Regions from separate parts of the Homo sapiens genome. Here region 1 is linked to region 2. The links are chromatin contacts, found by Hi-C or POLR2A ChIA-PET in ENCODE. All regions are on one chromosome and are shown on one strand. The core of a region is the stretch at or near the end of the contact, and the rest is flanking DNA. Distances in the headings are between cores, read along the strand shown.

Region 1 (5,656 bases), core at 2,118-4,617, 37 kb before region 2:
CTCCCCATCTGTTTCCCTGTCTGTTTCTGGTCTCTTTCCTGCCTCTCCGCCACCCTTTCCTCTTCCACTGATTTCTGCCAGTCTCAGCCCTGGTCGGCTCCTCTGAGGGGTGACCCACCTTCTGCCTCCCTCCTTCGGTCTCACCGGCTCACAGTGGCCCCTGCACCCCACTCTTGCAGAACGTCCCCCACAAGTCCTCACTGCCCGAGGGCATCCGCCCTGGCACGGTGCTGAGAATTCGCGGCTTGGTTCCTCCCAATGCCAGCAGGTGAGGCCCCAGGCCCTAGGGGTAAAGGGTACAGGTCTCAGGATCAGCTGACTCCCAATTTTTGCAGTCCAGAAGTAGGGGCCCGAGGCCACCTGTATCCACCAGGCTAGGAGTCCGAGGCCATTTCTGACCTCAAATCTGATGTATTCGTATTTGCCCCCGTGCCTTTGTGGCTGGGGTCCCTAAGTTTCCCTAAGCATTTGAGGTCCCTGGGTAATCTCAGGGTTCCTAGATATAGTCCTATGACTTCCATGTCTGAGTCCCAGGGAACTCTGGAAATACTCCAAGTCCTGGAGACACCCTGGACCCTGGGAGTCCTTGCCAAGCCATCCTTTGACTTCCTGGCTAAGGAACTTCGGGCCTTCTGGATTCTGAGGTACCCTGGAAATACTGGGGTTCCTGGTATTATTCTTTGTCCTGTAGAAGCTGAGGGTTCCCTGAGCATCAGGAGCACCCTGGCTATCACCCAGACCTCCTGGGCAGCTCCCAGGCTCTTTGGAAATGAGGGCACCCTGCCCTAAGCGTAGTGAGTTTGGTCTGGGTAGGTTTCTGCCAAGGGCCTCATGATATTTTGGCTGCCTTGGGAATCTAAGCTCCCTGGTCATTAGTCGCCTACCTCTCCTTCTGCGGTGTGTGCCTGTCTTCAGGTCCCTGTTAATTTGGGGGTACTCTGGGAATGGGGAGTGCCAGTCCATAAGACCTTCACTTTGGTCTGGGCGGTTTATGTTTTGTTTGTTCTTTCGTTTTTTTGTAAGGTGGGGTCTCGCTATGTTGCCCAGGCTGGTCTTTAACTTCCGGGCCCAAGCGATCCTCCCTTCTCCACCTCCCAGAGTGCTGGGATTACAGGGTGAGCCACTGCACCCAGCCAACATTTCATTTACTTATTCATTCAAAGTAAATTGTAGACATCGGTATTCCTCACCCTCAACATTTCTTGGTCTGGGTGGTTTCTGAGCCCTGACGGCCACCATCCTCCTCTTCCAGGTTCCATGTAAACCTGCTGTGCGGGGAGGAGCAGGGCTCCGATGCCGCGCTGCATTTCAACCCCCGGCTGGACACGTCGGAGGTGGTCTTCAACAGCAAGGAGCAAGGCTCCTGGGGCCGCGAGGAGCGCGGGCCGGGCGTTCCTTTCCAGCGCGGGCAGCCCTTCGAGGTGCTCATCATCGCGTCAGACGACGGCTTCAAGGTGCGTCTCTGCGACAGGGGCGTGGACGCCAAGACTTAGGTCCCTGGAGCAGAGGGTTGGGCAAAGCCAGGCTATTGGTGGAAGGCAGGGAGGTTCGGGGCGGGGTGAGGGGGGTAGGGAAGTCGTGGCCAAGGCGGAGAAGGGTGTCCTTCGACCCTCTCTCTCGCCTAAACAACTCCCACTTGGGTCCGAGGGACAGAGAGACAGCAGGGTCAGGACGAGGCGAGCACCAGCCAAGTGTCCAAGGGGTGGGCGTCCTAGCGGGAAGGCGTGGCCCAGACTCGCCATCCCAGACCCTACTCCCAGTTCATTCCTTCCTGAGGTCCGGGGTTTGAGGCATGGGGAGGGATGGGTTGGAAACAGCGCCCAGGAACTCGTCCTAGCAAGGATTGGCGGGTGGGAGTGGCGGCAGATCCTCCACCACCCACAGCTTACGCGAATTCACCTCCCTCCTCTGCGCTTTAATAGCGGGTAATGGTCGCTGAAATGAGAATATCCATTACCAGCACTAAAAAAGCCTCTTTTTACTGTGCCACACAGTCAACTCGTTTGATCCTCACGCAAGAGTTAGAATGAACAATAGCCCCATTTTCCCAGTGAGGAAACTGAGGCCCAGAGGGGATGAGTGATTTCCCCAGGGCCACCCAGCACGGGCCTCCGGAATCCTCACCACCGACCCTCCCCTGCAGGCCGTGGTTGGGGACGCCCAGTACCACCACTTCCGCCACCGCCTGCCGCTGGCGCGCGTGCGCCTGGTGGAGGTGGGCGGGGACGTGCAGCTGGACTCCGTGAGGATCTTCTGAGCAGAAGCCCAGGCGGGCCCGGGGCCTTGGCTGGCAAATAAAGCGTTAGCCCGCAGCGCGACTGTGTCTGTGTCCCATTCACTGAGATGAGCAAACTGAGACCCAGAGAGGCCAAGATACTGGCTCCGGGCCACACAGCGAATCCGAGGCGGAGGCGGGCTCTGAGCCTGCCTGTGCTTAGGACACTTTCTGTCTGCGAAGGCGTGAGGGTCGCGATCTGGGAAGGAGTGGGTGTGGGGCGTGCCCTGACGCAGCATTTGTGCAAAGCAAGCCAGCTGGGAATGCGGTCGGGCGGACCTGCTGGCGTTTGGGGCGCAGAGGCGCTCACCGCAGGTCCTGGTGCCCCCACTGCAGATCTAAGGGGCGCCAACATGGGTCCATCTGCAAAGGGGGCGAATGAGTCCCACCTTTCTGGTCATTTGTGGGCCCCAATCCTACGGGTGGAAAGCGTGTTATAAGATCCCGGGTCCCTGGGTCCCGTATCCCCCTGCAGCTCATCTCTCCCACCCTCTTCTCTCCTGGCCTCCCGCCCCTAGAGACGTCCCAGGTGGGGCTGGGAAGCCCGACGGGCGTCTCCGGGCTCCCGCTGTTCCCCGAGTCGGGACAGGTACCCGCCTGCGCACCCTCGGGGCAGACGCGATGGCAGCGGCCCCGGCTCTGCGGAGCAGCTGGGAGGACTCGAAGGGCGGCGCGGGATTTCCGTGGCGCAGCGAGCCCCATTCCCACGCGCCCTCCGCTCTCCCCGACGGCCCCGACCGCGGCCCTAGCCCTGGTCACTGTGACGGGAGGGGAAGCGGACGCCAAGTGCAGCCCCGGCCCCAGTGTGACTTTCAGGGTTCAGGGCGTCGCTGGGGCTCCCCTTAATGGCGGGGTTGGGGTGGGAGAGGCTGGGAGCACTGTGAGCCCCGAGCCCGCACCCTCGGCGAGGCACCCTGCAGCGACCGCGGGCCTTAGCCGGGGACAGAGAAGCCACGCCAGGGCTGTGATCGGAAGCTGCACGTGGGTGCTCGGGACCGGCTGTTCCGGAACCTTCGTCCGGATCCACGCCTTGGTGGGCGCGCCCAGGCTTGGGCCTGGATCCCCGCCCTTGAGCTTCCGTCCCCCTGGCGGCCGCCGCCGTCATTGCTGCCTGGACCAAGGCGGATGCAGGAAGCTGGGGTGGTTCCTGGCCTGGCCTGAATCTGATTCTGGTGTCTGGTGGGGACGCCAGGTTCGCCGCGGGGCCCAGGCGCGTTCAGGACCTGGGGTTTTCTGCCCCTGCGACCCTCGGGCTGGGCAGTCTCTTCCCGCGTCCTGCCCTGGAGTGGGTGGGCGGTAGTCAGGAGGGAGCCCTGCTCAGGTGAGGAGGCCTGGGAGAGGCCGGATTCTTTTAGTCCTCCGGGGCTCCTGCTTGAATGAGTTAGCTCTTATTTCATTTGGCTGTGACGAGTGGTTTCAACATACTATTTTTTTTTTCGTAAAGATAACATATACATGTGGTACACATTTCAAAACATACAGTGAAATGAACATATTATTGGCACAAGTGGTGAATGTGGTTGGGCCTTCGGATTAGATGGTAGCGATTCAGCCGTGTTAATGTCCCGATTTTCACCGTGCCTTACAGTGTGCACGTGGGAACCTGTCCCTGTTTGTGGAAAACATAGTTAGGTATTTGGAGATGCAACATGTTTGCGATTTTTTCTCAAATGGTTCACCGAGAATGGAGATTTGGAGCTGGGCGCGATGCCTCAGGCCTGTAATCCCAGCACTTTGGAAGGCTGATGTCGGAGCATCGCTTGAGGCCAGGTGTATGAGACCAGCCTTGATAATATAGCAACAGCCCGATCGCTACAAAAAATTTAAATATATAACAAATGGAGATTTATACTGTTATTTTTGTGTGTTTGTCATTTATAAATATACGTGTATATATGTATATGCACATATATGTACACATACATCTATCCTCTTTACTGGGAGAATACTGCTGTTTCCCTGGTCTTCATTTCATGTGTATCTTTCAGAAAATCCCCTGTGGACCTCTGCACATATGCACGGGTAGTTTCTTCCCCTCCATGCATAAATGGTAGCACCCTCCACCCACTGGACGGTTTTCATGGCTTAGGAACGTGAGTCCCAGCAGCATTCCCTGAGTTCCTACTATGTGTAGCCGCTGCGCTAACCATTCCTTCAATCCCCGAAACAACCTTCTGAAGGAGATCCTCTATGCATAGTTTCCTAATGAGGAATTTGGTGCCCACGAAGGTTGAGTGAATTGGTTTAAGATCACACATCAAGTAGATGGTGGACCCAAGTGAATGCGATTCCTCTCCTTGGGGTCTTAGCCTCTGGAAATTACATTTTGTTTGCTTTCATTTATTACTTTATACATATGTGTGTGTGTGTGTGTGCGTGTGTGTGTGTGTTTGTGTATATGTATATGTGTATATGTGTGTGTATATATGTATATACATATATATATATCCGTTTTTGTTTTTTTTTTTTTTTTTGAGACAGAGTCTCGCTCTATTGCCCAGGCTGGAATGCAGTGGCGCAATCTTGGCTCACTGCAACCTCCACTTCCTGGGTTCAAGCGATTCTCCTGTCTCAGCCTCCCGAGTAGTTGGGATTACAGGTGTGTGCCACCATGCCCAGCTAATTTTTGTATTTTTAGTAGAAATGGGGTTTCACCATGTTGGTCAGGCTGGTCTCGAACTCCTGACCTCAGGTGATCCACCCACCTCAGCCTCCCAAAGTGCAGGGATTACAGATGTGAGCCACTGCACCCAGCCACTTTTTATATATTTTCAAAGACAACGTCTTGCTCTGTCTCACCCAGGCTGGAGCATAGGGGCATGATCCCAGCTCACTGAAGCCTCGACCTCCAAGGCTCAAGCGATCCTCCTGACTCAGCCTCCAGAGTACCTGGGACTACAGGCACGCACCACCGTTCCTGGCTAATTAAAAAAAAAAATTTTTTTTTAAGGACAGGGTCACTCAACCTCTGTAGGCATCAAATTCCTCATTGGGAAGTTTCCCAATTGGGAACTCAAGGAAGGGTTGGCACAGTGGCTAGACACAGTAGGAACTCCTGGACTCAAGCAATCCTGCTGCCTCAGCCTCCCAAAGTGCTAGGAACAGAAGCGTGAGCCACCTCACCTAGCCTTGGTGTTTTTAATATCAACTTCATTGAGATGTCATTTATACACAGTAAAATTCTTCCTTTTAAAGTGTACAGTTTTGGCTGGGTGGGGTGGCTCACGCCTGTAATCCCAGCACTTTGGAATGCCGAAGCAGGTGGATCACCTGAGGTCAGGAGTTCGAGACCAGCCTGGCCAACATGGTGAAACCCCATCTCTACTAAAAATACAAAAATTAGCTGGGCGTGGTGGCGCATGCCTGTAATCCCAGCTACTA
Region 2 (5,263 bases), core at 1-2,500:
GCATGGGCAAAGCCTGGCCTTACACCACTTCCAGCAGCTCTGGGGCTACCTCCTGGAGTGGCAGGTGAGGTGGGAGACTGGGCCTCTTCCCAGAAAGAGAGAAACCTTTACTAACAGAGACATAGGCACCCTGTGGGCTATCAGGTCCCCAGGGAACGAGGGGGTACTGGACTAGGCTGACTTGGAGAGATCTGGCTGGGATATCCCTGCCCCCACCCAGCCTCAGCTTGTCCTCTGGGTCATTGCTCTTATTCCCATTTTACAGATTGGGAAACAGAAGTCCCAAGTGGCTAGGCTGCTTGCTGGGGGTCCACACCAGAAGAAAGGGAGTTGGGATGGGCACCAGGCTGTCTTGCCTGGGAGGCCCCATTGGCAGCCCTCTTCAGGGCATGGAGGGCAGCCCTGACTCATCCTTCCTGCCCAGGCCATATTTAACAAGTTCGATGAGGACACCTCTGGAACCATGAACTCCTACGAGCTGAGGCTGGCACTGAATGCAGCAGGTGTGGACAGGGTCCTGGGGTGGTCGTGGGGACAGGACCTGTTCTCTCCCATCCCATTGTCTCCAAGTCCCCCTGCTCAGCTGTGGCCGTCTGCACTGTGGCCATCCACAGGCCCACACCTTAGCTTGTTGCCAGTCCCTGGCAGGGGTTGGGTGACCCTGAAAGAGGCCAAATAAGGAAGGAGAAGGGCAAGGGGCGTGTGTGGGGTGGGGAGGACATGAAAGGGGGATGTGCCTGGTAGGGGTTCTGGGGCAGGGAGAGGCCCCTCCAGGAAGGGGAAGATTAGGAGCTGGTATCTGAGAGGGTCTGGCCCCCAGGGCAGCATGGTAGAATGTTCTGGATTCTGGTGCACCGGGGTTGGAATCCTCACTCTACTGACTCCAGGAGGGGCCCTGGGCACTTGACTTCATCTCTTTGAGCCTCCATTTTCCTCTCTAAAATGGCCAGGGCCTGGTGTGGTGGCTCACACCTATGGTCCCAGCTACTCAGGAGGCTGAGGCTTGAGGATGGCTTGAGCCCGGGAGGCTGAGGCTGCAGTGAGCCGTGATTGTGCCTGGGTGACAGAGCAAGAGCCTGCCTCTCAAAAAAAAAAAAAAAAAGCTAGTACACAGGGTGGTGAGGAGTCGTCCATGCACTGCAGGGCATAGCACTTAGTGATTGGAGAATGCAGCTTTCATTACCAAAAGCCCCAAAGAGAGCCGGCCAATGGCCTCTGCTACTAGGCTGAGTTCCTCCTGATGAGCTGGAACAAGCCCAGCACAACATCCTAACCAAGAAAGAGAGCCAGAGAGAAAGGCTTTCCATGGGCTCCAAGGCAGATGAGACAGTACAGCACTGTGACCCTCATGTGGAGGGGATTTGGAGAGTGGGCTGGGGTCAGAACTTGGAGTTCCCAGATCCCCAACCCCACTCTGGGGCCTGTCTGCCACCACACAGCAGATGGAGCCACAGGGAGATGGGGGCTGGGGTGACTGTGATGGAGTCGGAGAGCCAGAGGGAGAGGGTTTGGGTGTGGCTGTGAGTGTGAGACCCAGAGAAGGTGGTCAAGTGTCCAAAAGAGCCAGCCGGGCGTGGTGGCTCACGCCTGTAATGCCAGCACTTTGGGAGGCTAAGGCAGGCAGATTGCCAGATTGCTTGAGCCTAGGAGTTCAAGACCAGCCTGGGCAACATGGCGGAACCCCCGTCTCTACTAAAACTACAAAAATTAGCCAGGCGTGGTGGTGCGTGCCTGTAATCCCAGCTACTTGGGAGGCTGAGACAGGAGAATCTCTTGAACCCGGGAGGTGGAGGTTGCAGTGAGCCAAGATCATGCCATTGTACTCCAGCCTGGGCAACAGAGCGAGACTCCGTCTCAAAAAAGAAAAAAGAAAAAGCCCAAGTCAAAGGGGGAGAAATGGGGTCAGAGACAGCCAAGGATTGGGAGACGTGGGGCAGAGAGGGAGAGGCTGGGCCGGAGATAGACAGGAGTGGAGGTGAGGGAGCAAGGACTCACAGCAGGTGGCAGGTGGCAGGCTTGTGTTCACGCATCTGGCACCAGTGAGTGCCTGTTACATGCCAGGAGTTATTCCAGGAAGAAGGAAACTGATAAAGTGCCCTTGAGAATTTCTCAAACGGGAACTCCTGCAGTGGCAGCTGAGGGGCTCCAGCGCCTTCTCGGGTCCTTCCACCCCATCTGGCTGGGTTTCCCCATAGCCCTGGGCATGGCAGCCTCCACCCCTATGCCCGAGGGCAGATGAATGCCAGAGGGAGTGACCTGGGGCAGGTCACACGGGCAGGAAGAGGCTGCAGGCCACCTGCCCTCCTGTTAAAACAGCACCTGGCACTGGGCACAGCATGAAATGGCACTTACTTGGTAGATATTTGTGAAGAGAATGAACACACAGAATGGGGGTGAAGATGGGCTTTGGAAGCAGCAGAAGCCCATGAAACGGTACTTGGAACTGGGTTTGTCTGGCCGTGTGGGAGACAAAGGTCATCAGGCACAACCTTGCATCTCAGAAGGGGTCAAGAACCCATTGTTTTGGGTTTTTAAAAGCCTCCAATGAGACTCCACAGCAGACATGGTTTCTCAGCTTTAGAAATCGCCTCTGAGGTAGACTGTAAGGAAACTGACTCCATATGGGATTGACTATATTTTTTGCTGCACAGAAATATCCTCCAGTGCCCACTGGCAAGGAGAAAGCCCCACAGGATTTAAGGAGTAACAGTACCCACACATCGAGTCACGTGTCAGACGCTGTCCTGAGCGTTCTGTCTTCACACACCCTATGGGGTCGGGGCTGTCTTAGTCCGTTTGATGGATGAGGAAACAGGCCCAGAGGATTGAAGGGATCAGCCTGTACTCACCCTGCCGGGATGGGGCAGAGTTGGGGTGTGACACCCTGTGGCATTCATGTCCTCCCTGAGGAGGTGGGGTGGGGATGCAATGCCAAGGTGGGTTCCCTGTGGGCCACTGGGCTCAGAAGCAGCCTCCCCCTAGGCTTCCACCTGAACAACCAGCTGACCCAGACCCTCACCAGCCGCTACCGGGATAGCCGTCTGCGTGTGGACTTCGAGCGGTTCGTGTCCTGTGTGGCCCACCTCACCTGCATCTTCTGTGAGTACCACCCCGGCATGGTGGGGCATGGGGGGAAGGGGTACGGGGACTGGTGGGCACTCACCCTGCCCCTCTCTGCACAGGCCACTGCAGCCAGCACCTGGATGGGGGTGAGGGGGTCATCTGCCTGACCCACAGACAGGTGAGCCAGGTGGGAGGGACAGGGTGGCTCAGGCTCTGTCCTGCGAGCTCCCTGCCTCAAGCCACTGTCTTCCTTCTCTTCCTTAGTGGATGGAGGTGGCCACCTTCTCCTAGGATCTCCGGATGGGCGCACCTGCTGCTCAGGGCAGGGTTGCTGAGCAAGACCACCTCCCTAGGCCTTGCCTGGCATGGGTGCCACTCTCTCTGGCATCCACCTGTCTGGGGCTAGTCTCTGGCCCTCACTGCTCACGGCCGGGTGACCACTCTGGCCTGCGTACTCCTCACTCAGAAACAAGAACAGCGACAGCCCTTCTCGAGCAGATGACACGAGCTAGTCCACGTTGACAGCTTAAGACAGTGCTAGCTCTGCCCTGGCTCTCCTAGAAGGTGGAGGACAGACACAGGAGAAATAAAAAAAGATGATGCTGCAGGAATCCTTCTTAAAAATATTACATGTTTTATTATCCTGTCCCCAGAGGGTGGTTTATCCAGAAACCAAGAAAAAAAATCAATCAGAATAAACTCAAAAAAAAAAGGTAGGGGGAGCAAAACCATCAACCACCAGGCAGCCAGGCCATCAGCCCACCTCCACCTCTGGAGGGTCCCCAGAGACCCACGCCCGACGCAGACCCGGAGGAGCATCAGCAAGGGGCCCGGGCAGAGAATCGGCTATGTCTTCATTATGAGAGCAGGAGAGACGGCAGAGATATGTTGCTAGGTGAATATATATTTATATAATAAATCCGTAAGTTAATAAAGTAAATAGTAATTCTCTGAAAGTTTTTAATTCTTTCTTTTTTATAGTTTTTTTGTTTTTGTGATTTTTTTTTTTTTTGGTTTTTGTTGTTTTGTGTTTTTTTTCCTTTTTTTTTTTTGGTTCTTAGAAAATCTGAGACACGTGAGGCCAGACAAAGCAAGGCCGGGGCTGGTGGGATGGGGTGCGGTTCAGGGGGGCCCGGTCTGCCAACTCAGCTCCTCTGCTGCAAAAGCGGGGTGCTTGTTGGGGCCATCTCCTGGCAATGGCAAGTGAGTCTGGAGCAGAGAGGGGAGAGGGGCTGGGTGGGTCCCCAGCCGTCAGGTGGTGGTGGCGCCCTCTGCTGGCCCCTCGCATGGCCCAGGCAGTTCCTGGACAAGGCACATGGGGCTTTGGCCTGGATTGGGGAGGCCTTGAAGGGACCTCAGAGCAAAGGAAGAGACCTGGGTGTGGTGAGGCATCCCAGGGCATGGAAGGGACCGGTTGTGCTGTGGGAATCCACTGGCCCCTCCTTGGTTAAAAAAGCACAACACATCATACATATTTACCAGACCAGAAGCGCTGGCCCCAAGTCTCCCCAACCTGGTCGGGGGAACCTCCTGGCCAACCCACAAAGAGAGAGAGGAGAGAGCCTGCCCCAGCCCCTCCCTGCCCACCCACCCACCCCGGAGGACTGCAGAGAGTGCTTTGCATAGATACAGAGTGGAGGAATGGGACTGTGGGGCTGCCCAGGCCCCTCCTGGAGGCCGTCGGGGGTGTTGGGTCAGGTCTCTGGGGCCTCACAGGTCGCTCTCGCCATACAAGGCCGTGGAGAAGGACTTGTAGTCGAGGGCACCGGGCACGGCGTCAGGGCCCTGGTATGGCGCCATGCGGGCGATGCAGTACTCGGCCTGGTCGGGGGGCAGCTCTCTCCGCAGCTCCTCAGCTGTGATGAAGTTCTGGGGCAGGCAGGATGGGACTCTGAGCCATCCCCACCCACACACTGGCCCCCTCAGCCCCTCCCACTGCAGGGACCCCTCTCGCCAGCCCCCATGCACCTCGTAGGGGTCTCGCTCACCTTGTCCCCTGCTAAGACCTTGAAGGAAGCGATGACCTGGTCAGCCGTGTCCGTGTCGGTGGTCTCCCGCGACATGAAGTCGATGAAGGCTTGGAAGGTCACAAGGCCGCTATGGTTGGGGTCGACCAGGCTCATGATGCGGTTGAACTCGGCCTCACCCTGCAAGGAGAGGGTGGGGTGGGGGACACCCGACATTTAGTGGGGCAGGGGCA

The links. A loop is a pair of places that touch in the nucleus more often than their neighbours do. ChIA-PET counts read pairs that join two places held with the same protein, here RNA polymerase II (POLR2A). Pooled maps may share reads with other maps.
Region 1: a loop to region 2 is called in a map of heart right ventricle, with 2.0 times the contacts of the local background. The contact joins two enhancer-like sites. A Hi-C loop is called at or near these places in 7 of 168 maps with a recorded cell type or tissue (B cell, Right ventricle myocardium inferior, heart left ventricle and 4 more), 6 of 37 single-sample maps with no recorded cell type and 12 of 50 pooled maps. POLR2A ChIA-PET finds 5 or more read pairs at or near these places in 22 of 52 experiments (A549, B cell, CD4-positive, alpha-beta T cell and 17 more).

Annotation. Positions count from the first base shown.
Region 1 is chr19:38,767,627-38,773,282 of GRCh38, reverse strand. LGALS7 (galectin 7) reads left to right here. Exons shown (of 4, transcript NM_002307.4): 2 at 180-268; 3 at 1,253-1,454; 4 at 2,144-2,315. The coding sequence ends at 2,257. Among named protein-coding and RNA genes, the nearest start is that of LGALS7, 3.1 kb to the left of the region's middle. RefSeq lists a silencer at 3,261-3,430. Within about 2 kb of position 3,367, at least 14 of the 41 ENCODE cell types and tissues checked have a DNase peak (open chromatin) inside an H3K27ac peak, as active enhancers do; they include heart right ventricle and spleen, where a contact is called at or near this core.
Region 2 is chr19:38,728,943-38,734,205 of GRCh38, reverse strand. CAPN12 (calpain 12) reads left to right here. Exons shown (of 21, transcript NM_144691.4): 17 at 2-64; 18 at 425-503; 19 at 2,983-3,099; 20 at 3,183-3,241; 21 at 3,328-4,014. The coding sequence ends at 3,354. It overlaps ACTN4 (actinin alpha 4), which reads right to left. Exons shown (of 21, transcript NM_004924.6): 20 at 5,052-5,210; 21 at 2,617-4,932. The coding sequence ends at 4,774. Among named protein-coding and RNA genes, the nearest start is that of CAPN12, 13 kb to the left of the region's middle. RefSeq lists an enhancer at 9-58. Within about 2 kb of position 1,250, at least 25 of the 41 ENCODE cell types and tissues checked have a DNase peak (open chromatin) inside an H3K27ac peak, as active enhancers do; they include heart right ventricle and spleen, where a contact is called at or near this core.